2 separate regions of the Mus musculus genome follow, and region 2 is linked to region 1. A link is a loop called in an ENCODE intact Hi-C map of the cell type or tissue named here. Cell type or tissue: left cerebral cortex. All regions are shown on one strand.

Region 1 (2,500 bases):
AAATAAATTTAAAAATCTTTAAAAAAAAAAAAGAAATACGTTCAAGGCTGGAAAGAACAGAGACCGCTACTCCCACGGAACTGTCTGGACAGAGCAAACCCGTGTCTTGGTGGAGAGGGCGTCCCTGGAAGAGTGAGCTAAGAGTAAATGACGGACGGCCTTGTCCGTGTTGTCAGGGTCTGACCTCACAGGCTTATTCAGTTTATTCAATTGGCTAGTCTTAGAGAGTCATTGTGTGTCTGGCTGTTTTGCCTGTATGTGGGTATGTGGACTACACACATACATCTGGTGCCTACAGAGGTCAGAAGAGGGCATCCAATCCCCTGGAACTGGAGATACAGATGCTTGTGAGCCGTTGTGTGGATGCTGGGAACTGAAGCTGGGTCCTCTGGAAGAACAAGTGCTCCTAACTGCCCTCACCTCTCCAGCCCCAAATTATATACTTAAATCAGCTTACAAAGTAGTGGGCTTCCATAGGGGAACATTTTTTAAAAAATTATGTATGCTTTATATCTATATATACACACATATATACATATATTCATTGCATGTTTATTTATTCATTTATCTAAACAATGAATCTGTGAAGTTTCTAATTAGAATGAACCCAACCACATCCATGCTACAAAAACCCACAATTATAAATAGGAACAAGCAGAATAAATACCTAGGTTACAATGATAATTTATAGGAATACTATCTATCTATCTATCTATCTATCTATCTATCTATCTACCTATCTATCTATCTATAATGGAACACACATACACACACACACACACACACACTTCTTTTTTTTTTGATTTATTATTATATCTAATTACACTGTATCTGTCTTCAGACATCCCAGAAGAGGGCATCAGATCTCATTACGGATGGTTGTGAGCCACCATGTGGTTGCTGGGATTTGAACTCAGGACCTTCGGAAGAGCAGTCGGTGCTCTTACCCGCTGAGCCATCTCTGTATACAGCCCCAACTCTGTATTTCTTTTTTTTTTCCATTTTTTATTAGGTATTTAGCTCATTTACATTTCCAATGCTATACCAAAAGTCCCCCATACCCACCCACCTCCACTCCCCTACCCACCCACTCCCCCTTTTTAGCCCTGGCGTTCCCCTGTACTGGGGCATATAAAGTTTGCATGTCCAATGGGCCTCTCTTTCCAGTGATGGCCGACTAGGCCATCTCACACACACATTTCTTTAAGACAAAGTCTATGTCCTGGCTGTTCTGGAACTTGCAGGCTAGCCTCCAACTAACAGAGATCCTTCTGCCTCTGCTCCCCCCCCCCCCCGCTCCCCGCCCCCAGTGCTGGATTTAAAGGAGTGCACCACCGCTGCCACTGCCCAGTGCCACCACCACTGCCGCCAGCTTTGTTTTCATATCTTTAATTTTAAGGCACAATAAAATCAGTTAGGATTATTTTTCTCTTTCTTTCCTCTCCCCCCCTTTTAAAAACGATTTACTTATTTTATGTATGTGAGTACACTGTAGTTGTCTTCAGACACACCAGAAGGGGGCATCAGACCACACTGCATATGGTTGTGAGCCACCATGTGGTTGCTGGGAGTTGAACTCAGGACCTTTGGAAGAGCAGTCAGGGTTCTTAACCACTGAGCCATCTCTCCAGCAACTCCCCCCCCCCCCCCCCTTTAAGACAGAGTCTGCTGGCCTTGAACTCATGATAATGCTCCTGTCTCCACCCCTGAGTGATGGAATTACAGGTGTACACACACCACCACACATGTCTGGCTTTACACTGTGCAAGGTGGATCACATCCGGGACTCTGTGTATGGCAGACATGTACTCTGCCCACTGAGACGCGCCCCAGACACCTTGGGCTTCAAGGGCTTTCATCTGCACAAATGCTCCAGCGGTCCTTCCTGCATTCCCAAACAACCCTCTGAGGCTCCAGTCCATAAGAACATTGGATGCCAACTGTCTTTCACATTCATTACTTGTGATTCATCCTTGAGCGTCCAGCATCTCAAATTCTCACTTGGATTTAGACGTCCTCTCAGTCCACTAATTCCTCAACTTTCTCCTGGAGGTCGAGGAGAACCCTGCTTTTACAAAGGCATGCTGGGACTCAGGTATGGGGGAACCCCTTCCCTGTGGCGGTGAACTCATCCCAGGACAGTCGAGAGTGCTCAGGGGTGGGCTCACATTCTGTGAGCGCCCAGGACACCAGCTGTCTCCTCCCAGGTGGAGGTGCAGCTGATGTCAAGAAAGGTCCACCTGCAGACCCAGTTGGTGAGCAAAGTCTGGGTTTCACTTTTAGTTCACATGTTTTTTAAATGAGCGTTTGGCCTGCATGTATGTCTGTGCACAACATATATGAATGCCTGGTGCCCAAAAAAGCCAGAAGACAGCGCTGTATCCCGTAGAAATGGAGTTACAGATAGCTGTGAGCTGTCATGTGGGTGCTGGGAAATGAACCTGTGCTCTCAACCACTGGGCCATCTCTCCTGCCCCACGGGTTTCACTTCTTGAAGATG
Region 2 (2,500 bases), 190 kb after region 1:
CTGATCCCCGAGAGCTACGGGAACGCCACCGGCCCCTGGGTAAGCGGTGTGAGAGGGCCGTCAACCGCTTGAGGTCTGAACACATAGTCTGGAACCTGTGTGTCTGTGAGTTTGTGCCCATGTTTACGCCTGCGTGTGCTGGTGTCGGAAAGAGTCCGCATGCATTTATTTAGGGGTTCAGTCAGCACCTGCTTGTACCTATGCTCTAGTGGAGGACACTGAAGCTGCCAGCAGCACCTCAGCTGTCCAGTAAGGAAATGGGTATAAGGAGCCAGCAGCCACCCCAGCGCCCATGTAGCCTGACTTGCCCCTCCAGAGACAAGTCGCCACTCCTCACACACTGAATAACACCACAGTAGAGGACCCTAATCCTTGGGATACACTCCTGCCCTGGGCAGCATGAGGCCACGGTAGCTGAGGGTAAGATTACCAGCAGGGCTGCCTTTTTTCCTCGAATTCAGAAGTGACCCTCAAGTGGGCCATGTGACCTCCCTGTGCCTCAGTTTCTTTCTTTGTCAGAACAGAGATTATGTGAGGATAGGTTATTGATAGAGCACCTGACACACACTCTACCCCAAGGCCCAGCCACCGATGACAAGGACAGCAGCTGACACAGAACACATGCCACTCATCTTGCACGCTGTCATTTCCCAGTCTGTACCCACACCTCAAAGGAAACCGAAGTCCAAGGAGTATGAGTGGGGCAGCCATGGGTGGGCACAGCGACACTCTGCGGAAACCCAGAGATGGCCGTCCCTGCCACACCCTGGTGTGTTGGAACGTAATGTTAGAAATGACCATCCAGGGTCACTCAGAATGCCAATAGGGTCCCAGAGCAGGGTCAACAGAGGCCTTTCCCTGCCCCCACACCATGGAAGCTTCCAGGGCTTGGTCCTAGGCAGCAGGTGACAGTGTCTGGCTCACCACAGCCGGGTCAGGCAGGTGCTAATTCCCACCCGCTTCTGCTAATGCAAAAATAAACGCCAGCTGTCGCACAGATCTCAGCCTCTATTTTAGTTTGGGCGTTGGCACAGGCCCCTCGTGGGCAGCCAGAGAGGGTGCTGGATGACGGCTGTGGCCACTCCCCGCCCTTCTGCAACTCAGGGAGGCATTTCAGGTTAGGGTAGCAGGAGGTCCTAAGGCGCTGATGGCTGCTTAAAAGAGAGGTTTTGCCTCCCCCCACCCCCCAGGAAGTCTGGATTGCTGCCAGGTCACCTGCACAGCCTCAGTTAGGACACTGGGAGCATTTGACATTGCAGGGAAACCAAGACAGGGCCATCATGTTCCTCACGCCCCAGCCAGTGGCACCCCACACCCCGCCACACCCCATTTGGTCATTCCCGATCCAGATTCAGACTCCTTACACCCAACACCGCCTCTCCACTTTCTGCCTGGTAACTGTGGGCACACCCCTCAAGTTTATCAGGTCAGCTTGGGGCTTTTCTTTCTAACTACTTATGATGCAAGAACTAGGCAGGGTTGGGAAACTGAGGCAGGGAGTGGCAACATAAGGGCCCCAGGATCCCACGGAGAATGAACCATCCTGGATTACTGCTTTGATCCTGCTGCAGGTAGATCTGATCCCAAGATTGAACTGGGGGGGGGGGGTAAACACCCAGGTCAGAGTTCAGCCTGGGACACAGAGGTAAACACAACACGCCATTTTTCTTCATGGAGCTGACAGTCTGGGAGCAGGGATAGTAGAGTAAACAGGGAGATCTTGTACCTAGAGACCAGACACACACACACACACACACACACACACACACACACACACACACACACACACACACACGGCCTGAGGAATTCCAAAGACTACAGCTGTGGAGGGGCCCCTCGGGCCTGGACTTTGAGGAATGCATAGGAGTGCAGTTATCTGAAAGGAAGTCATAAACACACCTAAGTTAAGCAGCTGCCCAGAGGCCTGGAGGTTTCTGGACCGTGATAAGAGAAACCTTTAAAGTGAGTTCATCTAGAGCTGCCTATCAGAAATGGGCGAAGCGAGAAGAGCTGGGTTAGCAGGTTACCGGGAGGCAGTGAGTCATGAGGCACAACAGAGGTGGCCTGGTTTAGATTCCCGACGCCCCTGGTGTAGGAAGTAGGAGGCACCTGGGAGTAGGGGCAGGGCCTGAGATCCAAGTCAGGGCTTAGTCATCCGCATGGGGGCCTAACTGTGTGTGGCCTTTTCTACAGCCATACCTGGGTCTCGACAAGAAGAAGTGATTGATCACAGGCTCACAGAACGCGAGTGGGCAGAAGAATGGAAGCACCTCAACAGTGTGAGTGCCCAGGTGGGGCTGCCACGCCCGTGTGACTCCCTGAACATCTGCACAAGGCTGGGGTGGGGAGATCCACGCTGAGATTGCGCTCCTCTGGGTTGGTTCAGCATCTCCTGGTAGGACCCACCGGCATGCCCACTGGCTGCCCGCCCTTTTATGTGAGGGTCATTATCCACTGTTGGCCTGTCAGGATGCTGCCAAAGAGCCATGCACACTGGCTC

Evidence for each region. A loop is a pair of places that touch in the nucleus more often than their neighbours do. Peaks named below come from ENCODE experiments on the same cell type or tissue, not always from the same donor. Only the 100,000 strongest peaks of a DNase experiment are listed, where the experiment ranks them.
Region 2: a loop joins it to region 1, with 2.9 times the contacts of the local background. A loop is called at or near these places in 13 of 42 quality-filtered maps.

The regions. Positions count from the first base shown.
Region 1 is chr8:122,821,242-122,823,741 of GRCm38, reverse strand. Gm35466 (a long non-coding RNA gene) reads right to left here and starts at 318. Exons shown (of 3, transcript XR_388150.3): 1 at 1-318. In left cerebral cortex, a CTCF peak has its summit at 1,479 (motif pointing right); no DNase peak of the experiment used is centred here.
Region 2 is chr8:122,635,533-122,638,032 of GRCm38, reverse strand. It overlaps Cbfa2t3 (CBFA2/RUNX1 translocation partner 3), which reads left to right. Exons shown (of 12, transcript NM_001109873.1): 7 at 1-39; 8 at 2,194-2,279. Among named protein-coding and RNA genes, the nearest start is that of Pabpn1l, 14 kb to the right of the region's middle. In left cerebral cortex, no CTCF peak of the experiment used is centred here; DNase peaks (open chromatin) are centred at 1,020 and 1,361.